3 separate regions of the Mus musculus genome follow, and regions 1 and 2 are each linked to region 3. The links are chromatin loops, found by intact Hi-C in ENCODE. Cell type or tissue: left cerebral cortex. All regions are shown on one strand. Each heading gives the region's core, and the rest is flanking DNA. Links, peaks and the distances in the headings are about the cores only. Region 1 has its middle 16 kb from the start of Msc. Region 2 holds the start of Gm51617 (a long non-coding RNA gene). Region 3 overlaps Kcnb2 (potassium voltage gated channel, Shab-related subfamily, member 2).

Region 1 (10,260 bases), core at 961-8,960, 940 kb before region 3:
CACTTCTCTCATTCCTCTGCAAGTTTCCTCCCTGTGGAGTCACTTCTTTTCTGTTTTTCCTTAGAAAAGCACAGGCTTCTAAGAGATAACTACTAAACATGTCAAAATAAACTATAATAAGATGAAACCAAAACTATCGTATTGAGGTTGGACACAGCAATCTAACAGGAGGAAAAGAGTCCTAAGAGCAGGAAACAGTGTCAAAGACCCACTCATTTTCACAGGCAGATGTTCCACAAAAATATTGAGCAAATAGCTATAATATATACATAGAGGACCTGGTACAGTCTCGTTTAGGCTCTGTGATTGCTGCTTTAGTTTCTGTGAGCTCATACCTCCTTGCTTGGTTGATTTAAAGGGTAGTGTTCTTCTGTTGTCCTCCATCCTCTCTGGCTATTACAATTTTTTTCTATTCCTCAGGATTCCCCGAGCTCTGGGAAAAGGGCTTTGATGGAGAACTCCCATTTAGGCTCTCTCCCTCTACATGCTGTCTACCTGTGCATCTCTGCATTTATTCCCATCTAAAGCTGGAGAAAGCATTTTTGATGACAACTGAACAAGTCTTGACTGTGAGTATAGCATAATATGATTAGAAATCATTTTATTGATTTTTTAAAAGACAAATAGTGTTTGGTTTTAGCTTAGGACTCTGCTATCTAGTCTCTGGTTCTTAGTTCTTGGTTCAGTGTTCGGTATAGGTTCCTTTTCGTGAAGTGGCCCTTGTCACAAATCAGACATTGGTTGGCTACTCCTGCAGTTCTGTGCCAGCATTGCCCTAGTATATTTTGTAAACAGGACAGCTTGTAGTCAAAGGTTTTGTGGTTTGATTGGTGTGACTAATAACCATGCCACCAAGAAGGCTGTTGCTGTCCTATCATAGCTGTTCCATAATGGGGATAGGTCAGAAACAGAGACTGAGGTCAGGCGTCCCAAACCATGACCCCAAACAAATTCTCCCTTCCTTAAGTGGCTTTCTGCCAGGCATTTGGTCACAGCAATGAGAATAAAAAATTATGCATGCATCAATCTGAACAACCCTAGGATGCATTCATGGGTACCATGGTATCAGAGGAGAAGCTGCCAAAGGGTTCTAGTTAACCAATGCCCATGACTTGGCTTATAGACGATGATGTGCACAAACTTTAGTATATCCCAAGTCAGATGGAAGGACCCTATTGTGTGGGTATAGTGGCAATGAAAACCCAAGTTTCAACTCAAATGAAATCTGTAAAACGAATCTGTATTTATGCCCATAAATGACCTTCATAAAACTAGACAGGGCTCTGGGACAAGTGGGACAAGAAACAGAGATAGTGAGACTTCAAAAGAGACTCAGGAAGTAGCAAAGAAGAAGCCAAAATTCCAAGAGGATGTTGCCCTGGAGGTCAGAGGTTAACTGGCCTGAGGGTCAGAAACAGGGCCTTTCAGGACTGGGGAGGAGACACCTGCTTTCCTACACTTTCATTCTATGGCTGCTCTCTGTGAACTGCACACTGATTTTGGAAAACAGAAAGAAGGCAACAGTGCCCTCCACCTTCATTCGGGAGTTTCTAAATGGTTACCAGCAGTTGCTGCCAACCTAAAGGACAGTCCCTCTGATATGGCCATTAGAGAAAAATCAGAATAAGCGGGCAGGCAGAGGTGTGGGGTGGGGGTGTTGGCATTCTTTCTAAGCTCTGCCCAACAGTTGCCTGGAAACAGCCTGGTAGGTCTGGCTTGCTATAAAAGGGGCTGTTTGGCCCTTTGTCACTCTCTCTGACCCTTCTCTCTCTCTGACTCTCTTCTCTCCTCTACTCTCAATCTTCCTCCCCCTCCCCTCTTGCTCCACATGTTCCTGACCAGCATCTCCTCTTTTCTTTTCACTCTCTTGTCTGTCTGTCTGTCTGTCTGTCTGTCTGTCTTTTTCTGTCTCTACTCCTTTCTCAACTCCTCTACCTATGCCCCAAATAAACTCTGTTCTACACTATACCCATCCTATGGCTGGTCCCCTTGGTACCTCAGGGAAAAGGGATGCCCCAGCACAGGCCCACAGAGCACCCCATCCCATCTCACCATAACTCCCTCTGTCAAAAATACCCTGGTCTTTTATAAAACACAACAGGATTGTGTTGTAAAAGCTTGCTCCTACTTTGAAACAGTTCTTCCTACATAGTTTCCTGAATTTTGAGGTGTTCTGATGTGGAACATATTAAAAAGAACTGACAATTTCTCACCCTCCATCCAGTAACTCTCTGCCTACCAACTCTCTGGCAGGGTTGAAGCTCCCAAGTTCCCTTTGCTGCCATGCCAACCCCACACAATGACCGTCCACCCCACGGTCATCTGCCACAACACCCAGCAACCCGGTAGAAACAAAACTCTAGAAGCTTATAATTAACAAGTCAGATTTATGGATCAATAAATTCTCAATTCTCAAAATGCTCACACAGTAATTTCAGAGCCAATTGATAATGATACAAGCTGCCTTCCTAGATCAGACAAGTTATCCCTATATGATATTTATAACTACCTGTGACTATTAAAACCACATGGGATCAGGAACTTCTTCCTGTCTGTGTGCTTCCATCTTAGCTTCTCCTCCTCCCTCCTCTGAGTCACTCTCTGTCCCTGCAACTCTTCACCTTTTCATGTCCAATCGCAGGCCTCCTGCTGCACTAATACTTTAAGGTAATTGGACAGGGAGAACCCTGCCACAGTGCTCTTTCATTCAGGATGTTATGTGTCTGGCAGTTGGACACTAGTTTTTAAATGCCAGAATTGGGGAGGGGTGTCAACTTTATTTGTGATTTTTTTTTCCCTTGAGAATTCTTCTACCCCCTACCTCCAAATTTGGAAAGCATGATAGAAGAAAAATAAGATGAACATCTGTTATTCAGAAAAACACACCTCAAATTATTGCCAATCTGTTCTTTTGCTAACAATTCAGCAAGGAAGAGAATATAGGCTCCATTTGACTCAATGTAACAAATAATTTGACTTTTTTATAACTTATGTGCATATTTTTATGTATAGAGGTTTTAAAACTGCATACATGTGTTGTCCTTATATCACATATACCTATGACTTATAGTGGACAATAAAATGATTAAATTCCATGTGGCACTATGGTTTTGTAACATCTATTCCTGAGATAATATTATTGACCATAAGTGGGCAGTATACACACAGATTATGATTGCCAACTCTTGAATTATCCATGGTTTTCTTTATCTCAGGCTGCCAACCGATATTGCTGCTCATGGTGGTTTGTAAGTCTTTATCAGTTTAACACAGATAACTCACCTGAGAAGAGGAAAGGCCCACTGAGAAATTGTCTCCATCAGCTTGGCCTGTGTCTGCATGGCTGTTATGATTCTCCTCTGACAGCCACAAGGGGCTGACCTTCCAGTTAGTAATGCCCCATTCCCACAGAGCAGCCACAGAAGGAAATTGTGGGGGGACTGACAAGTTCTCCCCCATCTAGAAGGGCCCTGTTTCTGACCTTCAGGCCAGCAGCTAAGCCCTGACCTCCAGAGCAACAACTTCTTGGTATTTCTGCCCTGTCCATGTTACTTCCTGATAGGTGAAATTTTTAAAGTTTTACCTCTTCTGTTTCTACCCACAGGTCCCAGTCTAGTTCTATGAAGGTTATTTATGGGCATGAAGATAGACTTCTTCTATAAGAAACATCACTTTATGGATTGATGATTAATATAGGATGGTCCAGCCAACTGTGGGCAATCAGAAGAGTGGAATCTGTGTTCTATCTATGGCCTTTGGTAGAGCCTGGCCATTCTAATATGCTTCACAGGCGAGGATGCTGCTGCTCTGCTTCATTTTTGCTACTAGCTGAGTAAAGAAGCTCAGCTGAGGAACTACCTCCTTCAGATTGACCTGTGGGCCTGTAGCATCTTCTTAAGTCCTCATTAACCAAGGTGGGCGCAAATGACCATGAGTGGGTCCACTCTTGCACAGGTGGGCCTAGGCTGTATACAAAAGGCCTCTGAGACAAACCACAAGGAGCGCGTTTATTCTCCTTCATGGCCTTGGTCTTAACTTCAGCTCCTACCTGCTGAGTTCCTGCCCTGACTTGCCTCAGTGATGAACTATGATGCAGAAGGTGCTTATGGTCAGAGTTTTATCGCCAAGTAAACAAGGACGCCTGCCCTTTTTAATTCTTTAGAAAGGAAGCTTGTCTCAGCAGGGTGTCGTGTCTCAGCAGCTTCCTCCATGCGTGCCTCTGATCACTAACCTGGGCGCAACTTGTGGTCAATGAGTGAAGATGGAGGAGTTATCCTCCCCCCCCCCCCCCCGCCCCCGGCATTGCTTTGCCTTTTCCCTTTTCTATTCATGATTGCACATGGATAGAATATGGAATTGATATGAGGAGAGTGGCCCAAGAGTGTTGTTTGAGAAAACAGCCTATCCACACCGGGGCGTCCTGGAGCGACTGGGTAAGCTGACCTCCAGGAATGGAGCTGGAGCCGCAGGAACCCTCTCTGCTTCTCAGGACCACCATTAGCAACAGCACTATATGGAGACTGGGTAGGCCCTGGGGCCTTTGTGACAAGTCCTGTTAACCTCCTTTGCCCCTGCAGCCTTTTGGGTCCCGGGTCCTGAGTCGCTTCTTCTTCCAGGCATTTCCTGGCCCTGATGCTGCAGCAAATGCCTCATCATGAGTCTGCACACATGCCTTTGCCTCGGGGATCTGTCTACTAGGAGATCCGAGCTCAAACAGTTTTGATGTTGGTAGGCTATAGCTGCACTGAATGCGGTCCCAAACCTTGTACTCTTGTCACCTAGGCCTGAGGGGAGGGACAGAAGGGGGGTGGAGGGCGGAGGGGGGCGGGGGGAGGGGGCAATGCCTCTCTGTGAGGCCAATGGGCTCCTCAACATTGCCTGCGATTCCAGTATTTAGCACAAGATGGCGAGCTAGTAACATGCTTCTATGGGAGCTACCGCCGCTGAGGGGACCTGAAGCCTAAGGTTTTGGCTTACTTCAGTTCTGCTGCTTTTCCTGAGTGGCAGAGTCCTCAAGAACTGAAAGGTGGATGTGTGAGCAGACTGTCCGTGGAGGTGACTTTCGAAAGTTTCCTAATTTTCTTGAATCTGGTGACAGATTATTGAGACCTTAAAATAAGTTAAGTGTCATTTAGTCACAAACCCTTCCTAAGTAGTTACCTAGTTTGAAGGAATCATAATTTTAAATTCTTGCACCGGATTCTGTGCCTAGGTAATCTTGTTAAGTATTTAATTAGTTTTCATTCCTGTTAGTGTTAAGGCCATGTGATGAACATAGCATAAATTGTGTAGGAGGCTCCTTGTAGCTCAGAAGGGTTATAAATGTATGTTTCTATGAAATCCCCACCACAGGTGTCCCCATAAGTACAGAAATGCTTATCATCTTCAGAGGCCATCACACATCTCCTTGGTGGCTTTTATTAAGTCTACTGTCACCTCCACTTCAATACAGACTAATTTTCTCTTTTGCTACTGGTAAAGCTTGAAAAACTCTGGCTCACCTATGAGGAGCAGAAAGTGTCTTTATCCTCATCAATAAAAGAACTTCTGGGGGAATCACCATCTCAGACTTCAAGCTGTACTACAGAGCAATAGTGGAAAAAAAAAAAAAAAACACTTCATGGTATTGGTACAATGAGAAACAGGAAGATCAATGGAATAGAAGTGAAGACCCAGAAATGAACCCACACACCTATGGTCACTTGATCTTGACAAATGAGCTAAAACCACCCAGTGGAAAAAAAGATGGCTTTGTTTGTTTGTTTGTTTGTTTGTTTGTTTGTTTCAAGACAGGGTTTTCAAGACAGGGTTTCTCTGTGTAGCCCTGGCTGTCCTGGAACTCAGAAATCCACCTGCCTCTGCCTCCCAAGTGCTGGGATTAAAGGTGCACACCACTACCGCCCAGCAAGACAGCATTTTCAACAAATGGTTCTGGTTCAACTGGCAGTCAACATGTACATGCATGCACATTGATCCATTCTTATCTCTTTGTACAAAGCTCAAGTTCAAGTGGATCAAGGACCTCTACATAAAACCAGATACACTGAATCTAATAAAATAGAAAGTGGGGGAGACCCTCAAACACATGGGCACAGGGGAAAAGTTCCTGAACAGAACACCAATAGCTAGTTCTCTAAGATCAAGAATTGACAAATGAGACTTCATAAAATTGCAAAGCTTCTGTAAGGCAAAGGACACTGTCAATTGGAAAAATTGTCAACCTACAGACTGGGAAAAGAACTTTACCAATCCTACATCTGACAGAGGGCTAATATCCAATATATAAAAAAGAACTCAAGAATTTAGCCTCTAGAGAACCAAATAACTCTATTAATAATGAGGTACAGAGCTAAGTCAAAGAATTCTCAATTGAGGAATACTGAATGGCTGAGAAACACCTAAAAAATGTTCAACATCCTTAGTTATCAGGGAAATGCAAATCAAAACATCCCTGAGATTCCACCTCACTCCAGTCAGAATGGCTAAGATCAAAAACTCTGGTGACAGCAGATGCTGGCAAGGATGTGGAGAAAGAGGGACACTACTCCATGCTGGTGGGATTGCAAGCTGGTATAACCACTCTAGAAATCAGTTTGGCGGTTCCTCAGAAAATTGGACATACTACTACCTGAGGACCCAGATATACCATATACCCAGAAGATGCTCCAACATATAATAAGGACACATGCTCCACCATGTTCATAGCAGCCATATTTATAATACCCAGAAGCTGGAAAAAAAACCCCAGATGTCCCACAGCAGAGAAATGGGTACAGAAAATGTGGTACATTTACACAATGGAATGCTACTCAGCTATTAAAAACAATGACTTCATGAAGTTTGCAGACAAATGTGTGGAACTTGAAAACATCGTCCTGAGTGAGATAACCCAATCACAAAAGAACACACATGGTATGCACTCACTAATAAGTGGATATTAGCCCAAAAGTTAATACCCAAGATAAAATTCACAGACCATATGAAGCTCAAGAAGAAGGAAGACCAAAGTATAGGTGATTCAGTGCTTCTTAGAACAAAGGGGGAACAAAATACTCACAAGAGGAAATAGGAAGACAAAGTGTGGAGCAGAGACTGAAGAAAAGGCCATCCAGAGACCGCCCCACCTGGGGATTCATCCCATATACAGTTACCATATCAGACACGATTGTGGATGCCAACAAGTGCTTGCTGACAGGAGCCTGATATGGCTATCTCATGAGAGGCTCTGTCAGAGTCTGACAAATACAAAGATGGATGTTCTCAGCCAACCATTGGACTGAGTGAGTGATTCCCCCATGGCGGAGTTGGAGAAGGGACTGAAGGAACTGAGGGGAGGGGGTTGCAGAACTATGTGGGGAGCAACAATGTCAACTGGCCAGAAGCCCCCTCCCCCAGAGCTCCTGGGGACTGGACCACCAACCAAAAAGTACACATGGAGGGACCCAGGGCTCCAGCCACATATATTGCAGAGGGTGGCCTTGTTGGACATCAGTGGAAGGAGATGCCCTTGGGCCTGTCGGTGTTCGATGCCACAGTGTAGGGGAAGGCCTGAGCAGGAAGGCAAGAGTGGGCCGGGGTGGGGGGAGCATCCTCATAGATGCAGGGGGATAGAGGAGGGGAAAGGGGTTTCTGCCGTAAACCAGTCGGCCCCCCTCAATCTGCAGGAGAAATTAGGGTTCCAGACAGGTGGGCAAGGAGTTGGCGATGAAAAGAGTGACAAACAGACACAAAGGAGTGCTGTATCTGGATGCAATTTGTCAAAGTGAGCATCAGTCTTATATATTACAGAAAACAGAGAAGTTAAGTGATACATTAAGGCCATCCAAGGTACATTGAAGTTATCTGATGCAAAATTACTTTTACAACAAAACAGAAGACTGCATACTAAAAGCTAACAGGAACCAATTGTTCAAAAGCAGCCCCACCTAAGGTCAGTTTAATCTTAGCAGCCAGGGTCAAGGGCTTCACACCCTTGCCTTAGTTCCAATTCTAGTCTATTGTATAGTCCACCTCCCCCCTAGGCCATTGTAAATTCCTGTGTATGGGTGTAACTCAGCTATCTATAGTTCTAAGTACTTACTCTAGTTCCTTCTTAGACCACAACCTTCCTTCTTCCTAGGTCATTGTAAATTCTTGCATATGGGAGTAACTTGGCTATTATTCTAAGTGATTGTGTGGGGGGACTTTCTCCTAATAAGTAGTGTAGTCTGCCATATACTACAATATAATAAGAATTCTAAACTTACTTTGCTCAGCTTGCCCTGAGATTTCTAACTCTATGTAGTAGATAGTAATGCCTGATTTCTTTTCACTATTTCTCTTATAATACTACAGGCAATTCTGAATGTCACTGAATAGGCAACATTCTTACTGAATTCCAAGCCCAGGGTTGGCTCAAGGACTACCTAGGGCATTGGTGAAGGCCAGGAAGCAAAGTTCGATTTTGCTTAGGTATATGGCAAGTCATTGCTTGGAGGCACCTATAACAAAACAATACTGAAAGAAAGCACACAGATCCATTCGTAAGGAAAAGTTTGGCTCATTTGTTATATGGTATGCCACAGTTCCAGGAGACTACGTTTCCATGAATTTTTCGCCTCAGGACTGTGTCCAGTTTTCTAGGCCTGCCACGCGAGTCACTACTGGAGTGGATGTAGCAGGTCTCTGGAGAGGAGACCTGGAAAGGGAATAACATTTGAAATGTAAATAAAGAAAATATCTAATAAAAGGAAGAGAAAGGAAGGAAGGAAGGAAGGAAGGAAGGGAGAGGAAGGAAGAGAGAGGAGAGAGAGAGAGGAGAGAGAGAGAGGAGAGAGAGAGAGAGTCTTTATCTGAAACTCATTTAAACAACTCCTACATACAAAATTAGCTGACTGTTCTAGTCACAGCAGGGTTGCCCAGGTAGGCTTTAACTGGCTCTGCCTTCCTTTCTTCCTTTCAGTAGCTTGGCTCCCATCTTCAGGTTGGCCACTTTCTGCCTATGCTGGGTTCTCCAGGAGTCTTCACAAAATCCTTCATGAAGTTGGACCTCTTCCTTCCAGTAACCACAGAGAGAGTATGTGACTTAAACTGTCCATATCAGCAGAAAATGAAGACAACAAACTAAAAATATTTGCTTAGACTCACAAGTCTTTCCTAGGTAGCTTTGACTAGCATCTCCCCACAGAGAGAGAGAGAGAAAGAGAGCAAGAGAGCTCTGACTCACATTCTGGACTCCATTCTATTTTAAACTCTTTAAGCTAGATGTATTTATGTATTTCTACAACTCATCTACTGTTCTTAGTTCACATCCAAGGTGAAGTTCAAGTTAACACTTAAAGTAAGCTTGGCCTGAGTGGCCGTTGTCCCCATCTCTATACACCCTGGCAAACAATCCTTTGGAGATACAATGGAGTTCTGAATTAGAAGAGACAGGTTTAAGCTATGACTACCATTTACCCTGGGTAGCCATTGGCACATTCCTAATGTCTGTGAGCCTCAGCTTTCCTATGTGTAAATGAAGATAATCAGAGACATATTGCTATATCTTGTGTGTGATTAAAAGGTATGATAATAACTGTGAGATATTCTCATAGGGCTCAGAACATCTCTTCTGATTTTGAAGCTTTTTTTCTTTTACTGCCTATACTCTCAATCAGTTCTTTTTCCATCCAAGAAATCTTTCAAGTAGTTAGATAGAAAATAGAGCTCATGCCAAGTGCTAACACCTGACTGTGCACATTTCTAGGTCCTGTGATAACTATGTCAGGTGCTTCAAAGCTAAGAAATTCTGAAAATCAACATCATCTTGTGAAGGAAAGAGAAAGATCATATCAAAGAGTAATAACACTTAGTTTGCCAGTGCCTGACAAATACAGAGGTGGATGCTCTCAGCCAACCATTGGACTGAGCATAAGGTCCCCAATGTAGGAGCTAGAGAAAGGACCCAAGGAGCTGAAGAGGTCTGCATCCCCATAGGAGAAACAACAATATGAATGAACCAGTACCCCCAGTGCTTCCAGGGATTAAACCACCAACCAAAGAGGGCCATGGAGGGACCTGTGGCTCCAGCTGCATAAGTAGCAGAGAATGTCCTTTTTGGACATTAATAGGAGGAGAGGTACTTGGTCCTGTGAAGGCTCTAAACCCCAGTGTTGGGGGAATACAAGACAGGGAAGTGGGTGGGTAGGTGAGCAGGGGAAGGGGGGGGGGAGGGGATAATGTTTGAAATGTAAATAAAGAAAATATCTAATTTTTAAAAAAGCAGTTTTACAAGTTCAA
Region 2 (10,260 bases), core at 1,340-9,339, 62 kb before region 3:
CCATCTGTTTGCTTTTTCTATGGTTCCACTTTTTGAGCAGATTGAGGAGATCTATTATACTAAAAATATATTCTCTTCTATAGTTTTCAAGCCAAACTGAGATCGTTCATTTTTAAGCCCTCTAAGAATGGGGATGCTGAGGCACTGCTTTCCCCAAAGTCTCAGACTCAAGTGTGGACCAAAAATAATGTCGGTGAATTTTCCCTACAAGCACTCAGGAGGCATGGGTTCTTGAGAGCTGAAATAGCATCATGTATTTCTTACTCTGCCTGTTTGTGCCTTTTGTACTCTAACTTGGAGGCCCCCTCAGGCAAGCCTCCTCCTGTGCCTCAGTGCAATTTCCTCTGCTTTTTCATGGTTCTGCCCAGACGAGAGTCTGAATATCTGCCTGTAAAGACAAAATTCAATCTATTGAAATGAATAGTTGAATCAGTAATTTGCTTTAGATTATACTGCCCAAAACTCATTCTTCAAGCTTTAGGATATTAGAGGCCCTCCCTGATTACACTCATGGAGACGCTGTCACCTAGTCATTATGTGCATGGATAAACTATAAACTACAGCATGCTGAAATGAATTCAGTAATTAGTCCAGTCTATACAAAGTTTTTCCAGGCTGGGAATCTGGCAGAGTAGTAAGCACTTGCCTGGCTTGCAGGAGACCCTGGTTCAGTCTCTGGTACCACAAAACAAAAGGGAAGGATTTTATCACTCTGGGTCCATCGGAAATCCTCAGAATGTATAGAAAGCCCCTATTCTTTTCTAAAGCGTGGTCTCTGATCAGTGGTAAGATAACGTCAGAAGCAAGAGTGAATGGAACAACAATGGGAAGGATGCATATCTGACAGGTCTTTATAAGCTGTCAAGGCTGCTAGAAAATATGTCCCCATTGCACTTCATAACCACTCTGAGAAATGTCTTATTTTACAACATTCCAAATGTGGAGAGTGACCTAAGAAATGAGGTCGCTCACCTCAGGCCACAGTAATACTAAAGGTAGTTTCGGACTGGTACCCAGCTCTCTCTTCCACTTCTTTCTGGTGTGGTATACTCCACATAGTATTTTTAAAATATCTATGAATACTATTCTGTAAGTCCTTTTCAAGGCCTTGATAATGTAAACAAGACAAAAATAATATATCTGAGATTAAAGCATTCAAATGGCTATTTTCATGGGACTGGTCTTTGTAACCATGGAGACAGATATGTCCTTCTATGAAGACTGAGGCAGAAAGTGAGACTGTAACAGAAATTATTTTCACTTGTGCTGTGGGGTAGGGAGGGTATAAGGGTAGGAAGTGATGTCATTACGGCAAAAAGAAAAGGCCAGATATTTCATAATTGGATACTAAAAATCATTGCTTATCAATGGAGAGGATCCAATGCCAGTGGGGACTGACTGTTTCCTCTGCTTTTCATCCTTTCTGCTGCTTTTAGTAACACAGTGTCTATGTCATCATAGCCACCTTCCCTTCCAGTAACACACCCATACCTGCTGCTGTAAGAGCAATGATTCTCAGAGTATTTTTTTTAAAAAACATCTTCTTAAATACTTTCCAGGAAAGAAAGGGAGAAGGGAGAAAGACCCACACATCCTCCCCACCAAGCCCAAGTTAATATATTCTGTGACGACACATAAAATCTCAAGCTTAGCAAAGCCTGATCGAATGATACCATAGCAAAGCTCTTATTCAAGGTTAAGTTACTTGCTTTTGAAATTTAAGTTTCTCCTCTACCAACCAAACATCATCAGTGAAGAATCAATTTTAAATATTGTAGATGCGGACTCAAACTTGGTCTGCTGTGACAGCTCGTCTCAAATCTTTTTCCCTCAGTAATCGAGTTGATTCAGGTTTATCCCAGCCATGGGGTATTCCGTCAAGGTCTCAGGAGACCACCCCTAAAAGCTAGTTATGTTTGCTCTTACACCAATTTGCCTCACTTACACTTGAATTATCATTATGTTATTTAAGTTCAAATTGTTGAATGTCACCAATGAAATGGGTGCCCCAAGAAAAAGTTGCTTCAATTGAAAACAAGAAACATACAACGCAATAAACAAAAAGTGGAAACCTATTCGTGTGTGTGTGTGTGTGTGTGTGTTAAATCTTTTACCATTTATCTATTTATCTATTCACTTTCCATTCCAATCCCAGTCCTGCAAACCTGTTCTTTAAGCAATGTGCATTCTTACATTCTATGAGAAGGGTGACCATAAAGCCACATTAACTAAGCCAGGCAGACATGTGAAAGAAATTAAAGTTATTAAAATAGCCTGGAATGCCACAGTAAATAGTTTGACTGGAGCATCTGGCAGTGTGTAATGTGTTTAAGGTATGGTATCATTCGATCAGGTAAAGGTAGTCTCCTAAATTTGCCAATGAGAAAGTCACTCACACCTTCCCCACAGCAGGGTTGGTAGTTAGTAACAGTAGTAGCAGTTCCCAGAGCAGTGAGTGCAAGAGACAATATAACTAGAATTATTGCAATAACAGAAACAAAGAAAGATTACTTTTAATGATTTGAAGAGCTGATATTATAGCTGTGGAAAACTGTGAAAGATCTGAAATTTAACCCACTCTCAAAGTATTTGTACAGGACCACTGATAGTGGCAGGAGACACAAGACCACTAAGTCAGAAGAAAAGGACCACAGCAGTAGCTAGAACATTAGAGGTTTCTTATGCTGATCTCTATGTTCCACAGGGAAATACTAAAATGGTCAGATGACTCTTCATTTATAAGAGATGTGAGAACCCTTGGTTTAAGGACCAGAGCTCATTTATGATAAATAGTGGTGAGCCTACCCTGCTTTGGTAGTGGAAAACCATTGTCTCTATTGTACGGCTATTATGTACTGGATTCAAACATCCTTGAGATAACAGACCAGGAAAAAGACAGAGCAAAGAACTGCTCAAAGACATACATAAGAGATCTGTGAAAAATTATTTCCCAATAATGAGTGAGTATAAAAAGTCTAATGAAAGATATTTAATGACAATTCTAAAGAACAGAAAGATCAAAATCAAGACTTAAAATAAAAGCATTGAACAGAGTTGATTTAAGAGAGGAAAGGAGGTTGTTTCTGTATAGAACATGAGAGGACAAGAAAGAACTAAGTAAGAATAAGCGAAAAATGTAAACTGATCAATATCTTTGAATACAAGCATCCCAAAGAACCACTTGAGAAACTCATACTCCACTGCTTCTTGATTCTACCACTATGCAACATCCCAGCAAATACGGCAGCTGGTTTCAAGTGGTCCCAATTGACAGCAGGCAGGGAAAGGTCAGTTGGAGATGTCTTCAAGTGGATATTCCTCTAGTAAGGTTCATCCCATGTGTTTCAATAGCCATTTGCCTTTAACAAGGAACATGGAACTAGCACAGGTCTGAAGGAAAGAAATTATGCAAGTGCAGCAAGCCTGTGAACCAGGACAATTGCTGACCCAAAATTAAACCGAACCAAGTTGTAATTGTGCTAGTGATGGTTGCTTTGCCTCACCAGGAAAAGTAAAGCTCTGGAAAGCAAAGATGTGAGAGGCAAGCCTGAGCTTAGAGATGGAACTCTACTCCTAGCCAGCAGGACAGTCAAACAGGGTCTGAGGAACCACCTGTGGAGAGAAGAGGGGGGACAAGAAACACAAAGAATGGACAGCAAGTCTGATTGAGTAAGCTGACATATTTTATTTTTCCCAGGCAGGTTTTATGCCCAATAGAAGCAGGGTATGGGGAGGGGGATGATGCAGAATTGCTTTGTTTCTGGGAGAACGCACCTGTTCCCAGAAGCAGGATATTGGCTAGGTAAAAAGTGCAGCAGGAGGAACAGAACAGAGTGGGTTGCTAGGTACCTGTCCACAAGATCTATAGCTATTTGTTCTTAACTGGGGGTAGTACTTTCCTACAGAGGCCTCAACTTTTTCCATAGACATCTCAACTAAGCTAGTACTTTTCCACTAAGGCCAAAACTTTTTAAGTAAATGCTTATGGCTGACAAGGCAGTTAACACTTAAACAGGGTGGCTCCCAACAAGTTCTGAGCACCATGTTGTCTTTATTGGGAGTCTGGCAGGATTCCTCCAAAGTTAATCGCCTGTCTCTTTTAAATGCTGGTACTGAGAGTCATGAGAACTGGACTTGACTGTACTTACAGCTCTTCAAAATAAAGACCTGCTCTGGCTCTGAAGATTTTTCTGTGCAAAGAGCTCCCCAATGTGCAATTTCCAAAGCCCTGAAGGTGTAAGTAGAGTCGAAAGCACAAATCACATGAGACACGATCTGAAAATTCACAATGATCTGATGAATGGAATAGTATGGAGAACCAATGTGGAGAAATCCTATCAAACACTGAGATCCTTTGCTAACCATTGGGAATCTACTAGAAAATAATCATTCCTTAACATACATGATCTCTTCCAGCAGTCTTGTTCCTTGCATTCAAAAGATACTGTACCATCAATTAGGGTGACTGTTTCATAAAGCACAGAGATATCAATATCTGACCTCTTCCAGGTACGTCAGTTAGAGCCCAGCCACCTTTGTCAACATCGGGAAACATTTATTTTTGCCTAAGGGTAGCTAATTGAATGTAATAATCTATTCAAGCAGTTGTATTGTAGTAGCAGTTGTGCAGCTGGTTTTTGTGTGGGATTCCTAAAGCAGGAGCAGTGGCTCACTCTGACTGTGTTGCCTGCCCTTGGGTCCCTTTCTCCTAACTGAGTTGTCTTGCCTAGTCTCAATACAAAAAGATGCTCCTAGTCTTACTACAACTTGATATGCCAAGGCTGGTTGATATTCATGGGAAGGCTCCCCTTTTCTGAGGAGAAGGGGAGGAGAGGTGGATGGAGAGAGGTGAGATGTGAAGGAGGGACTGGAAAGAAAGGAAGGAAGGAAAGCTGTGATTGGGATGTAAAGTAAATAAATAATACATACATACATACATACATACATACATACACACATACATACATACATACACACATACATACATACATGCATGCATATATACATACACACACACATACATACATACATACATACATACATACATAAAACAATCACCCAATGCAATAAGACACATGTCACTCAAGTACAGTTATTTCTCATTTGCACTGGCTTCTCTTTTTCTCACTAACAATCATGTATATTTTCTAGTAAGCTCATGATTTACACAGTATTTTATTTTCCTTTTTTATCCTATAAGCATTTTCCAACATTTTTACTGGCATTTTATTTTTAACACTAAACAACTAAATGTTATTTAAATGTCCCAGTCAAAAGCAACTTTATAGGTCCTATCTTCTGTTTTGTACAGCTCAGAGCCTCTTCCATTCTCCATGCAGCTGTAAAACACCAACTGAATGCCCTGTAAGGTACTGTGTTATTACTCCACAGAAAGAAGAAAGCAACTCTGACTCTATCCTGAGCAACAGCAAAAACACACCAGCAAATGGTCACTGATCCCAAAGCACATTTCCTGTTCCAGTAAGAGGTGAGCTAAAGAGAAGAGACTCTTGAGCTTCATTTGAAGGTTCTTTCAAATGTCAGATGGTTTCATGTATTTGAATGAAGAGTTCACTCATGAAACAACTAAAAGCCCACTTCTGGCCACTGTCCTGGTCCACTGTACAACACTGCCCCCAAGTGGCCTTCCAGTTTCTCCCTAAACACCAGACCTCCCAAGCTAAGATCTGATTTGTCTGTTTGGTTATCTATTTGCTTGCTTGCTTGCTTGCTCATGATTCTCTTGCCTCAATTTCCTGAGTGCTGGGATCACAACCATGTACTAACTAACAGGCCTGGCCTCTTCTAGCATCTTTAAATCTTAATCATTTGGGATGGAAGACAGAGCTACAAACAGCTTCCTTAATGTCTCTCATTTCCCCATCGCTATTTAATAATTCTTTGATTTCCTAAATATTTGTGAAGCCATTTGTAAATTCTGCTGCATCTAGGACAAATATTTCCTTTAGCAATTATACAACCAATCAAGGATAGGAGATAATTTTGACTATGTAAAGCATTTCACCGTCATTTGATCAGTCTGCTACCAACATGAGGGGCAGTCCCTGCTTTCCTAAAGAGTCTCTAAGTGATCCCTGCACACAAACTAAAAACAGAGACAAAAACAAAGAACAAACAAACAAACAAAAGCCTCTGTAAAACCAATGATTACTCAAATGAGTAAAAGCACAAAGCACCAGACAAATGGCTACAATATTCTGGGTCTTCTGGGCAAATCAGCAGATGTTCTCTAACCCAAATCCTCATCCCCAGAACTGAGGTGGTCCTCGCAGCTCTCCAACTCCTTGCAAACAGAAGCTGGCTCCTGGAGCTTTGGTATGTGCTTCTATGGAAGGAGAGTGGAGAGGGGAAGGGGAGTCTATGGGAAGTACATCACAGTAACACTGACCTTTCTCTAACTGGTCCTTATCCTCACAGATCACAACCAGGTTTGCCCTCGTGCCTAAAGCCCTGTTCCATGATTCCTTGTGTGTGCGTCTTCCTGCACCAAACATTTCTGTCAGAATCCTCCCTAACTGCTGGGGATGCCATCATTTACACCATTAAGGCCCAATTTGCATTTGAAATAAATATATATATATATACTGGCCAGATGCTTTGTTTCCTCATCTACCAAGAAGAATGGATCATAAACTCAAGAGCTTACCCAAAATGATACAACTGTTTTCCAGATAAGAAAGGGCCAGCTCCAGCTATCCCTGCCCATTCTGATGTTCCAGTTATTGATCTGATTCCACAGTAAGGTGGGGATTGCAGAGCAGGCTTCAGAACAGCATTTCTAAAACTCATGTGAAGGAATTTGTCTCATGTGTTTGTCTTCTTTCAATTTGTTCTGCACAGATACTTTTGTAAACAATAGTGATGAATAATTTAGGATAAATGTAACCAAGCCCTTGACTATTATTGTATTATCAACTGTTATAAAAACAAATTGTAGCTGGATGAAGTTACCACTTGTACAGACTTGTAATGCTAACACTTTAGAGGCATAAAACCTCAAGTTCAAGGCTCATGTGGACACATAGAGCTACCTGTAGCAAACAAAACTGAAATGTTAATTATTATTCTAAATGATTTCTTTGAATTTATGATCTTCTCTTCCTTGGGTTAAGGTCAGTGGCAGGTTGTTCTGGTCAGAGACAGCACTTCGGAATAGGACATAGAGAACAAATCGATGACTAAATCTTTAGAATGCTGCTTTCCCAGCCTTTCTCCCAAAGCTACTATTCGAACGTTCATTAATTCATCTGTCTGTCCTTTCAGCAATGTGTGTGTGTGTGTGTGTGTGTGTGTGTGTGTGTGTGTGTGGTGCTTGTGTGTGGTATATATATATATATATATATATATATATATATATATATATATATATATATATACCTATTAAAAACTATATATGTATATATAGTTTTTAAATAGGGAGAGTTTTTAAGTAGAAAGTATAAAAGGTCTTATACAATAGTCTGTAAGTTGGACGACAAGCTAAGATATTGGCAGAGATATTCTGTCTCTGAATCATATAAGAGACTATTCTGTGGTTTTCTCTGTCTCTGGAAGTTTCCCAGTAGCCCACGGTGTTCCTTGGTTTGTGAACCATCACTGTAATCTGCCTCCATCATCACAGGGCCTCTCTGAGTGCCTGTGCTTTGAGGTGGGGGAGACATATTTTTTTCTGTATTCTACTCTAGTCCAGGAAGCTAAGTGTCCAGAGGAGATTGTAGAGTAGCTGTTATTAGAAGCAGGAGCCACAAGTGTGGTCTAAGACAATGTGAAGAAGGCAGAGTTTAGAGTATAACCTTGAATCAGCTCAGACTTGTGAGAAAGTAGGACATGGCATCTCTCTTAGAGACTCGAGCAGCTAGTGCTTTAGTTTCTTACTGTTGCCATCAGAACAGTGGAAAGATGTCATTCTTTTATTGCAAGACATAATTTGTGTTCACCTAAAATAAAAAAGCTGTATAACTAGGCTCTATTGCCATGATATAAAACTATGACTAAAAGCAGCTTGGAGAGGAAAGGGTTTATTTCACTTACAAGTCATAACTCATCAAGGGAAGACAGGAACTGCAGCAGTACTGGAGCAGTGTTGCTTACGGCGTTGCTCCTCATGATTTGTTTAGTTTAGCCTGCTTCCCTACTCCTAGGACAACCTGCTCAGTGAGGGAACTGTTCACAGAGTGCTGGGCCCACCCACATTGAACAGAAAATGTCTAGAGGACTTGCCTACAGGCAAATATATATATATATCAGATAGTGTGTATTTATATGTGTGTGTGTGTGTATACACACACAATCTGATGTATATATAACCCATTAAGTTGGCCATTGTTGCACACTGCAGACACAGGACACAGTAGTAAATAGCAATCGGCCTATCTACCCTTGTTGAGGAGCCTGCCCACTGCTGGAAGTGTTTTCAATGGAATATGTACCAAAACAGAAACTAAAAGTCTAGCACTACAAAGTTATTAGTTATTTTTCTTAGATCTAATCTTAGAAGTTTTCACCAACTATATATCATTTCTTCTAAGGAAAAGCAAAGAATTAATTGCTCTCATGTCCTTACCCACTAAAAGAAGCTTTTGCCCTCTCAGCTTACAAATCTCTACTGGCTGAAACGACTTTCTGTCTCATCTTCTTCAGCTATACTAGTTCCACCAGAATTCTCTCTAATGCTAAGCATTCTCTGAATGCCTATAAAAACCATGCTTCTAAATATAGGCCTTTCAATCTGTCAATCATCAATTACAACATGGAATATAAACCAGAGCTCTGCTTACTTTTAAGGACTTTTCCCCTCCACTGACTTTCAGAGTAAGAGCATCTAGTGTCTCAGTTGCTCTAGAGAAGCTCTAGCTAAAAGTGTGTGAGGGGCAGGGACTTGCCTGGCATCTTGTTCTCCTTCCTTCTTCAATAGTTTAGGATAGCTTTGTCTTCCTCCCATCAGTACTGTGAACCCTTAGGTCTTAGGAAACAATCTTTGAAAAGATCAGATGTCACATATGGAGGTGAGCAATCCTGTTCCACCATCTAGGGACTTCAGGGCTCCCTACCACACCCATCATTTGTCAGGCAGAATCCTATGCACCCACAGGACCAGGACCATACTGCATCTGACTTTGTTTGCCAAACATGCTATGCCTTGACACCAAATACACTCAAATGTTTGTTAAGCATAACAGCTTAGCCCCAAAAGTGGGGCCATCTGAGAGCTGTGGTGTTGTATTGTTAGAGACAAGATGCACCATGGGGACCCATTATGACAGAAAAGAAAAATAAGGATCTATTATGTCGTCTGACACTTTGGTGCATTTGTACTTCTTGCTTGCTCATTCTTCTCATTCAACTCATGAAGTTTACCAAGAGTTGTGATATGAAGAAGTTTAAATGATCCCAAACCTTCCCAGACAGCCAGAGAGGGATATAAGCCTTCCTGCAAAAAGCCAAACTGAGTGTACCTCTCCACTGATGGCATGATTGCTTCAAGAGCAGACAATCTGATTTCAACCCTAGAATGCTGCTAAGACAAACATGCCATTTGAGACTGCCAGGTAGCTCCATAGAAGAGACCAACATGGCCATAGGCCCACTTCAGGGGACAATGCTGATGCCGCCCTATATTAAGCAAGGAGGCGTCTTCTCTTCATCCTCATCATCACCCTCCTCCTTCCCACTTTTTAAATGAGATAGAAGGAAAGGACTGCTGCTACGTTCTGAGCTGTTCCCTAGCACCTTTGATCAGACATGAGAGAACTAGGACTGTCTATATAAAGAATGAAAATGGATGCAAGGAATAAAGAAGTCATTTCACTTTCTTCTTATTGCAAGAGAGTATAACCTATGTCTTTATTTGCACAAAATAAAGGCAAGAAGTGCCTGCAGTTTGGTATTAGCGTGACAGCTATGGTTCTTCAAGCTCAGTGCACTTACTTTGTGGCTCTAGGGTGCACAGGCTTGGCTGCTTCATGCTGAGATGTGTGCAAGAGTTAAATTCATCAGATTATGAAATGGACTGGGGGAGGGGAATAAGCAAATGGAGTAGGACAAGAGAGATCGCTCTGCTCTGCTATTTAGATCACTTAGTGCTCTTGCAAAGGACTGGAATTCAGTTCCCAGCATCCATGAGGCACGGGTATCATGGAAGGAGCTCAAAACTCCAGCTGCAACTGGCAACACCAGATCCAGGGGACCTTACAGTCTCTTCTAGTCACCTGATCACTTGCACATACACGTAAACACGCA
Region 3 (10,260 bases), core at 1,611-9,610:
GAGAGATATTTAGATTCTTTCATTCCCCCACCCCTCACAAAAAAATCAAAGCTTTGTGTAGAAGGCTTCTAAGTCAGATTATACAAGAAGAATGTGTCCAATCATCAGTGTCTGCATCTTTTTCTCTCTGTGTCACTGTAATTAAGACTTTAGATTGAGAGGAGCCTGAAGGAGGACTTTCAGATGTCTACGAACCTAGTGGACAATGTAAATATCTAACATAACACGTAGAACATGTAGAATAAGGTTTAAAGCCTTAGCCGATCAGTTCTTACTGTGAGTTTCAGTTCGTTTGTCCCCTTATTTGATGAGGAAGTCAAGTCCCCTTCCCAGCGTCCTAGGACACTGTCTATCGGACCTCTCATCTAAGACAAGCTCTACACTAACTTTCTCCTTTTAAGTATTTCCATGGCATTTTTGTTTCATTCAGCGAGGATTTTGGAGGCACTGTTTTGTGTCTGTCTAGTTCTGTCATTTCTGTTCCTTGCAACACCATGTTTTCAGAGAAGCATCCCTGACCCTCAAGTCCACGACAGCCATCTTCATGGCACTAAGTCTCAGTATTTCCTTCACAGATCTTATTTTAATTGTAAATAAACTCGCTTATTGATCATTTGATTAATGCTTGTCTCCAGAAATTGAGAACAGGAATCATGTCTAAATTTGTTCAGCAATTTATTCCAATGTCTGGCACTCAGTACCACTCTGTCAGTTGGTGGATTGGTTAGGGAATGATGAATGGATGGATGGAGCAACCGCAAGCTCGTGGTGTGCTACAGCAAAATGAGCATGACTAGGCTTAGAAGGCAAGTGAGGCTAGAAAGATAAGAGTTGGGCAGAATTATAAACAGCCTCTCAGAAGCACTGCCACGTGCCTTATAAACAAGAAGTTATGAAATGTCAAACCCACAATGACCAGGTTAAGAACTTAGGAGGTTCATGGAGGCTGAAGGACAAAGAGAGGCCTAGGAAAGGAAGAGGCAAAGGCAAGAAGAAAGGTGTTGCTATGGCCAAAGTCAGAAGTGGTGAGATTCATACAAACACAGCAGCTGCAGAACAGCAGGAGCAGTGCTGAGTCACATAACCTCAGACATGCCTGCCGCTCCTTAGAGGATCAACAAGGGTTGGGAGGAACACCCTTTAAAAGATGCTTCCACCCCTCTGACTTAGTAGACCCATCAACAAAAATACCCTCAACGCAGGGGCTGATCTCAACCATCTTATACCCATGGTACTATAAGAATAGGAAAAGAGTAACTATTTTTCTTCTTGGTTATTTTTCAAATTGTCTCAAGAAGTTTAAAACTTCAGGTTTAGTCAGACAGCCAACCAATATTTGCCAAACACTGCTCACATTCCAAAGATTTTCAATATAAATAAATAAATAGTCAAAAGAAAGGCTGTGGATATGGCCACTATCGTTACAAAGCTTAGAAACAAGCAACACAGCCACAGAAGAGCCATTGGTGTAGCAAATGATCTGATGGGAGAAACAAGGAGAAACATTGAAGCTGCACTCAACCTGGTCTCAGGGCAGAGCCAGAGGACATGTGATCTAATTGCAAACCAGATGTATGCCAGTGGGGTGAGAAGAGAAGGAACATTACCAGATGTAGGACCAACATGCACATAGAGTCACAGACAAAAGAGAACATTACAACTGATAGGAAGATGGCATTGTCTATTTCATAAGCTATTGGGTGATATAATGTTGAGAAGCACAGAGTTTCAGTATATCACTACTGATAGTGGCAGCAACTCTCTTAGAAATGTAGATTTGAGAACCACCTGTGTCTAGATGGTAATAGGGAACCACTGACATGACTGGAAGAATAAAAGGAACGCTAGCAGTGATTGGCAAACACTGGGGTGGTGAGACTCGGCTGCAGAGGTGTGGCGGGCATGAAGGAAATAAAGAGCAGGCAATTTCAGCCTGGCATTGGAGGAAGTGGGTGACATCAAGATGAGGAAGTGGTACATAGAAGAAACTTTTATCAAGCACCTGAAAAGGGACTGTAAGGACCCATTGCATTCTGGATTAAGTCATGATCAGGGAGGACCCCAAGACAAGTGTTTTTATAGATGGGTAGGAACAAAAGCAAAATTACAGCAGGTGAAAAGAATCTACAAATATGGATAGTTAGTTAATATGCGAGTGTACTTATTAAAAATAATCCATATCAGCAGCACAAGAACAAATGTATTCTGACTTGCAGTAATGAGATTTTACCTCTGTGCTGTTGTTTGGCATGTGATTAAAAAAAAAAAAAAAAAACTCAGGGTCTAGCTTTGGATGCCCCCATCCTAATTTTTTATCATGCACTGTCAGACACTGGCAAAGGAAAGAGAAAGTAATAATTCTAAAGTCATTTCTACAGAGGAGACTTCCTCTATAGAATATGCCATCCAAGCATAATGTGTTTATTCTTTTCTCAAGGAGTTTTTGAAAAAGACATTAAACGCAATATAACATCAGTAGCAATTTTCTGCATTGCATGTGTATCCAATTGGAGAATTTATTTTACTTCGTAAATATTAAAAGGTCTCTCGGAAGCAGAAATTCCAATGACAGACCACATCTCTAGGCTCCAGTTGAGAGTCTTCTCAATGACTTTTGGAGATTTGAGACCAGCTTTGCATCCCCTTCATTTACAGGGAACACAGACAGACTTGAAATTGGCACTTGTCCTTGTGTGAACATTCAATTCATCTGTGTTAGGATCTTTATTTACCCTCAGACTAACAAGCTTTATTCCAACTAAACTCACAACTGAGGTGAAACAAACAAACACACACACATGCACACACCATACAAATCTTTTACTTCAAAATGACATTGAACAGATTAATAAACCGAGGTACCAAGTGATTTGCTTTCTTATTTATTTATTTATTTATTTACCTACTTATTTATTTTAGTAGGAAGAGGTACACATGCCACTGTATGTGTGTAGAGGTCAGAAGACAACTTATGGAAGTTGGTTCTCAACTCCATTATTTAGATCTACAGAATCAAACTCAGGTCATCAGACTTCATAGCAAGCACTTTTACCTAGCCATGATTAAAGAAAAGTCTACTATAAGCATTGACCAAAATATACCACAGCCCAAGCCGAGTACTCTTTCTGTCAATCAGGATGCCCCTCCCCGCAGCACCTGGCACCCAAACACTGAGCATCAGCTCTTGGCTGGCTGGAATTGTGTGCTTCCTTGGTTCTAGTTTGAGTGTGAGTATCAGGAGCCATCTGGGAGAGGCTAAGACTGGCAGGTGACTTTCCTGGAGGTGGCTGTTTCTGCATGGCCTACAATGGGAGAAATCTGAGAGGCAAGGTCCCAGGAGACTTCACCTCAGGATTGCTTCTTGCAGCTGATCACTATTACATAGTCTAATGATTCTTAGGCATCAGCCCACCCTATTGGACAGATTTCCTACAAATCAACTTTAAAATGAACTCCCATGAATTAATGCTGTTTAGATGAATTAGTGATTTTATAGGATTCTTGGTTTGGTTTAAATAATACTAGGAAGTTTTAAGGGGTGGTTTTAGGGTGTTTTGCCAGAAATATATAATAAAGCTAGACTCAAGAATAGAATGTGCCCATTCCTCATAAAATCTTAAGTAAAAGTTGCATAATAAGAAATACAATGAGCTTTCACAATTACACTAAAAAGAGAAATAGGCTTGGGACAAATTTGTGATCCAGGAAAAACATTCATTCTAGGTCAGAGCCAAGAAAGATGCCACAGGTGTACATTATGATCAAATGAGGCATATATATGTATATGTCTGTTTCTCTATATATGTGTGTGTAGGCATATGTGTGTACATGTAAGTGTGCATAAATACTTGAGGAGTTGATGAGCTAGGTATTCAGGTCCAACCAGAGTATGTATGTATATGAATGTGTGTGTGTGTGTGTGTGTGTGTGTGTGTGTACTGCCTGTGTAAAAGATTTTAATTCTTTTTCTCTCTGCTTTACAAATAGTTAACGAGTCCCAAGCCTCTCACTTGGCCAGTGAGAGGTCCTTGAGCCAGAGAGAAAAGAAACCAGTGCTTATTAAAGCACAAATAATAAGATTATAAGACCAGGAATCCCAGGGATCATCGCTTTTGAGCCTTCGTCCGACTCCACGCCCTGTCCAGTACTGTTCCCCTAAAGGATGAGCATCTCTAAGCCATTCCTTATTTAACAGGGCTACCTGAGGAATCAGCCCGGCAGAGTTCAGCATCTCTCTGGGAATATCAGTAGTATCAACTGACATGTAGTAGTGAGAATACATGGAATACGTTCATTAACAAAGCACTGGGTGTGGTGATGAGTCATTTGTCCTTTTGCTTCCTTGCTGTTGGCTGGAATTAATGATGAAACCCACCTAAAAGTATTTTTAAGAGATTGACGTGAGCTAATGCATGTGTGTTTGTCACTACTAATTCTCTCCTTTTAACTAGTTTATATATCAGTCAAGCTTATTTGGAAGATAAGGATGACTCTTTGGTCATGTAGTAAAACGCTGTGTGCACTTTCATGCTTAGTTGTGATTTAACACAGAATAATTGTATTTCCCTCATTCCTGAAGTTAAGTTTGTAGCAACTGAAGTCTGTAACCAACTCCATGTGGAAGGCATTTCTTGAGTTGTGCTGTGTAGAAAACCTCCTTGGGAGTGCAAGAGATGGCAGCTGGCTCTCCCCTTAAGAAATTACACGGGCCAGGCAAAATCACTCAGTCAGGGGACAAATCCATGAGGCAATTTTATTAAACCTTTGTAAGTGAGACAAGCTGTAAAGGAGGCATGCACCTCAATGTTGCAGCAACTATTCATTGCCTTAATTCAGCTGGGTCAAAAGTGATAACAGGAAGGGGCTCTATCCTATATGTACAAACAATGTCTATCATATATAACCCATATACACCATGAGGTGTTCAGAGTACCTGAACTCATATGAGGTTTAATCTCTATGGAGTTGTCACAGAATAATAGCATTATCATCATTATCCTTCTGTGCATGAGGAAACTGGCACACAGGTTGAGGATGCTACTCAAAGACAAGCAAACAGAATGAAAGGCAGAGTCCAAATATGGACCCAGTTAGTCTAGAGCCCAAGACCACATAGTTTGCTGTTATCAATACCAGCTCTCAAAGATTCGTGCTTTAGATGAATACCTGTGTAGCCTAACCCGAAGCTCCATTTTATCAGAGAGGAAACAACTGTTTAGGAGGAAGATTCTGGCCTTCTGAACGGGCTTCATGCCTACACTGTATTTATTGCAGTTTTTCTCGGAAATGCACCGTTTTATCTAACAGAGATAAAGCTTAGCAACTGGGCTAATTTAAGTACCAAAGAATGAAAAGGGAGTTTATCTTGAAAACACCCTCCAACATTTTCAGCAACCAGCAATGTGAAGCAAGGCCAAATTCAGAGTCAAAGTGAGTATAAATAAAGAGAAGTTGTTTATATCTTCTCTCCAAAGTATAGGATTTCTAAAGAAAAGATGCCTTTTATGTAACATGTAGGTCCAGGAGAAGCCTGGCTGTGTTTGGGCCAGAGCATGATGGAACAGAGACACCTACTGGTGAGAACAAGCCTCGTGTCATAGATGAATCAATTTGTTTCCAGAATGCAGAGTTTCTCATTAATATTTCAAAATGTTGGCTGGAGCGCATATAATGGTAAGATCCAGACCCTTTCCCACAGGAAACTGCATTTTAAAAACATCTGGTACACCCAACTATTCATTTCCAAACTCAAACACAGACAGCTGTTAGGATCCTGTTCTGCTTTCAGACTGGGTACAATATCCCTAGAAACCCTCAGTTCCGCCATTTTAAGACAACAGCATTGAATGAATTCCTGAATTCAAAGGACAGCCAAGACAAAGCACTACAAGCATTCACATCTTAGAATCCAGGACATTACAGGTGGCTCAAGACACAAACCTCTCATCAATCTGTAAGTGCCAGGATTCGAGCCTACCCATTTCAGACCAGTGGTTGGTTGCTATTTCTCCTAGAAAGCTGAGATGCTATCTTGATTCTCCAGAGACGACTTCCTTCCACCCAGACTTTCATGAGTATGTAACATTGGAAGTCTTGCCATTCCCATCCCAACAGGTAGCATTGTGCTACAAAAACTGTGCTTTGATGATGTTTGTCTTTTAGGAAAAATTCAGAAAGGCAAAGTGAAAAAAGGACATGCCCTAGTTTTTTCAGGTTGCTAGAACAAGGTACTGTTCACTGGGTAGCTTATAAACAATGGACACTTATTTCCCACAGTTATGAAGGGAGCCAAGAACAAGATCAAGGCATGAGCAGCCTGTGTCTGGCGTATTTCCTGGCTCACAGGTATCTTTTCCCTATGTCCTTACTTAAAGTTTCTCTCGTCTCTTCTATTAGGAGACAGATCCTGCCCAATGGGGCCCCACTCTTAGCAGCCAAGCCTTCCAAAGAATCCTTCAAATACCATCACCTTGGCTGTCAAAATTTGAACATACAAACTTTTTTCTTTTGAATTATTAGCATATGTTCATAATCAGGGCTCATAATTATAATTTATAAATATATACCATGTAGTTTGTTCATATCTCCCTCCTCCCCTAACAAAGTGGAATTTTTGAGGAATGCAAACATTCATACTATAGCAAGATAGAAGAAAATGAAGTTTAGGGAAAGGCAAATTTTTTTGCGGAGGTAACGATATTATTTTTTGTTTTTGACTCCTCCTGGGTATCCTGTTGATGCCCTGTGTCATGGAGATACTCTAGTTTTGGATCTGTAGGACCAGTCCCTTTATGCACCGCAGAAGTTTATTGATGGGATAGATGTTGGAGTGGGCCAATTCAAAGCCCTGGAACTAGGCTTGAGAGGTATCTGAGCTGGTCACTTTGCTAGCTCTCACACCCTCAGAGCTGGTTCTCCCACAACTCCTAAATCCAGGGCCACTCTACAGTGCTGCCCAGGTGAGGTACAGCTGGCTAGAAAGAGGATCAGTTCCTCTGCTCTCATGCTGCCGGGCCAGCTCTCCCACAATGCCCACTTGAGGGGAAGGGCCAGTTCCTCACAGTCCTCAAATATCATCAACATGTCACAAACTAGGGATGTCTGCCTAACCTTTGAAGGTAACCGACTCCTGCTGTTGTTGGTCATGTACCCAGATGGAGCCCTGGATAGCAGTCACCAGCTACTCAGATTAAGCTATTCCCCACTATCCTCAAGTCTCCAGTTCTGCCTGTCTTCATTGTGTCCACACCCTTCTGTTTCTCTTTCTTTTCCATTTCTCCACCACTTTCTTGCTCCTCTTAGTGGCTCCTGGGATCTCCTAGTACCTGGGGTCATTCTAGGAGTGGTCTCAGGAGTGCAAGTGGACAGGGTTCAACTCCAACGTGGTCTGCCCCTGCCAAGCCTGTGCAGCACCCAAGTGGTGGTCATTCAGGCTAGCTCCATCTCCTGGCCCCATAGCACTAGTCTAGTGGTCATCTCAGAACTGTTCCTAACCTGAGCATGCCCGAATAGTCTTTTGCAAGGGTTGTCTGTCCCGGGCTCACTCTTGCCCTGGATTCATCCTGGGAGCCCATCCCAGCCTGAATGGTGCCAGACTTGTGGTTATCTCAGGCTACTTCCCTGTCTAAGGCCCCTGGTATTGAACAGGTAATCATCTGAGGTTCAATAATTTTCATGGAATGCTAGGCTACTCATCATTCAGATGTTCAGAGGTCACAACACTAAGCTTAGATACAGCTTCTCTCCTCTCTGCCACCTACTGATGCACAGCAACCATACCTAAAGGCAGTAAGGGTAGCATTTTTAATAGAAATATGTAGAGGGTAGTCTGGTGCTTCCATGTATTTGAATGCTAAATTCTGTATCCCAAGGCCTAGTGGCCCCAACACAGTGAATTTTCACATACACCAGCATTTTTGTGTAAACCCTGCCCCCTTCCCAAGTTATCCCTGATTGATGGGCAAAGCATTGGTTCCTGGGCTTGGGGTCTCAGGTAGAGACCACAAGAAGAGTGAGGAGGAAGAAGAAGGAAGTTGACATTGGGTAGGAGGATCATGAGCACATGGCCATAAGGGCTGGCCTGATGGAGTAGGAGTGGTCCAGTCAGAACAGGCCCAAGTCATATCTCAGGCATCACCACCAAGAAGCAGAGAAAATAGCATAGAAGGCTGATATCTGTCCAGCTGTGGTGCTCTAAAGCTTGTTATAGATCTAAAGGTTTCTGTGGGTTTTTTTTTTAATCTGGGACAATAAGGTCTTAAGTACGGTAGAAACTCCTAAATAGGTATTTTAAGATAACAAGGGTGTGTAGCAATCCCCAAAACAATAAAAACCACAAAAGACAGAAAAGCTAGGAACAGTCCAGAGAGATGATTCAGCAAGTAAAGGTGCTTGTTTTGTAAGCTTGTCAACCTGTGTCAGCTTACAGCCACAACCTGTATTTAGCCTCCGGACTTAAAACATCCCAATGTTCCAAGAGTCATTGAATTCTAATAATCATTTAAACCAAAGAAAGTTCAGTATAAAGTGCAGTTCTTTCCAAAAACTTCTGATCATACCTGAATTCCATCCTCACATGAACATAGAAAGAGAGATAGGACTCCACCAAGGTATCTTCTGACTTCCATGCACGTGCGCGCACACACACACACACACACACACACACACACTCACAGTTTAAAGCAGGGAGGATTCATAGCAATTAAATGACAACATCGTGGGCTTCTTTTTTCAACTTTCTGTAAGTCTAGAGAGGCTGGCAGCTGTGTTAGTGAGCACACCACAGAAGAGGTTGGATGCAGGGATGTAGAACCAAAAACTATATGAAGGTCATGAGATCCATGAGAGCTTAGCAACTCCAGGATCTTAGAGTAAAGGAAAAATAATTTGTTTACATTATGAGCTGATTTTACATCAACCTCACATGCATTTATATAAGGCTGGTTAAATACAAGATTGTTACTTACAAAAAGAAGTTGTAAGGCATAAAGCCCACAGTAAATTATTAAGCTGAGAAGGGAAAAATTCCTTGTGATACTTTTTTGATTACTAAAATTGAGAAATCATTAACTATTTAGCATGTGAATAAATAAAAAATAATAAATAAATAAAAATAAACTCATCTATGGCTAAGTGAAACCAGGAATCAAAAGGTTGAATTTAGTACCAAATATATCCTCAGCAGAATGAGAGAGAATAAATACTATAATCAGTTGACTAAAAGCAGTCATTAATATGTAAGATATCACCCTTATTGTAATACTCTCAGAAAAAGAAAGCCAAACTGAGGCCATGTAAGTGGGAGGGAGTTGATTAGTGCTGTCCTCAAATGCACAGATGGTCACTTTGTTGAAACAAACAATTTCCAGAGTTAAAAGCTTGAAATCTAGTTAATAGATTGACTCTATTTTAAATGTTCTTATTTGACCATTGTTTGCCACATTAAAAAAGCAAGTGTCTAGGTTTCTATACAACAGAAATTTTTACTTTTCCAATGAGATCAAAATGGGAAGACAAAAGAAAGGGAAGGGAAGGGAAGGGAAGGGAAGGGAAGGGAAGGGAAGGGAAGGGAAGGGAAGGGAAGGGAAGGGAAGGGAAGGGAAGGGAAGGGAAAGGATGGACCAACCAATTTATACCATTTATTTATTTAAGTGATAAAAATTAAAAACTAATGGTTTGTTTTCCCTGGCAAGTCTGGGATGCCAATAAGCAATTGGACAAGTACGGTCTCATCTTCAAACTACTTAGTCATGGTTGTAGAGAGAGCAAATCAATGGTTTCTTTCAGCCTGCTTTGCATGTGGACTTGGGTGTTCTTTGTTTATCGGTCAAAGCTTCAGTACCTGACAGTCTCCCAACCGTATCAATAGGATGAGAACTCTCAAGCAAAAATGGTGTGTTTCATTTACGTACGAAGTCATTGTGTGCCTGGCTTTGTTCTCTGGTCTACTTAACTCTAAGAAACAGACACTGCTTTGAAATTAGAAACTGGAATGAAGCTGATGCCATAGCGGGCTTAAGTGATTATCTTGCTTGCTAGCGCATTTATATAGAAAGCTCAAATTTTGTCTTCTTCAGATTACTGTGTCAGAGAAAAGATTAAGGAGGTTTCATGGCCGCAGATGACAGTCACATGGATTTGCATGTGCATTCAGAGAACTTTGATAAGAATAACACGTTTTTATGGGCATCACAGGGCTAAATGCTCAGACCTGGACAACATCTTACAGAATCATGTGTAAAGAATTGTAAATAATGTGAT

The links. Hi-C counts contacts between places; a loop is a spot of excess contacts. Peaks named below come from ENCODE experiments on the same cell type or tissue, not always from the same donor. Only the 100,000 strongest peaks of a DNase experiment are listed, where the experiment ranks them.
Region 1: it touches region 3 in a loop (7-fold over the local background); 2 of 42 quality-filtered maps call a loop at or near these places.
Region 2: a loop joins it to region 3, with 2.8 times the contacts of the local background. A loop is called at or near these places in 2 of 42 quality-filtered maps.

What each region holds. Positions count from the first base shown.
Region 1 is chr1:14,735,314-14,745,573 of GRCm38, forward strand. No RefSeq gene overlaps it. Among named protein-coding and RNA genes, the nearest start is that of Msc, 16 kb to the right of the region's middle. In left cerebral cortex, for the core only: CTCF peaks have their summits at 3,177, 3,380 and 4,905; a DNase peak (open chromatin) is centred at 4,911.
Region 2 is chr1:15,616,458-15,626,717 of GRCm38, forward strand. The region is part of intron 2 of Kcnb2 (potassium voltage gated channel, Shab-related subfamily, member 2); the gene reads left to right. Gm51617 (a long non-coding RNA gene) reads right to left here and starts at 1,407. Exons shown (of 4, transcript XR_003947747.1): 1 at 1-1,407. In left cerebral cortex, for the core only: a CTCF peak has its summit at 5,644 (motif pointing left); DNase peaks (open chromatin) are centred at 5,630 and 8,199.
Region 3 is chr1:15,678,257-15,688,516 of GRCm38, forward strand. The region is part of intron 2 of Kcnb2 (potassium voltage gated channel, Shab-related subfamily, member 2); the gene reads left to right. It also overlaps the pseudogene Gm25227. Among named protein-coding and RNA genes, the nearest start is that of Gm51617, 66 kb to the left of the region's middle. In left cerebral cortex, for the core only: a CTCF peak has its summit at 5,575; a DNase peak (open chromatin) is centred at 5,501; H3K27ac peaks cover 638 bases.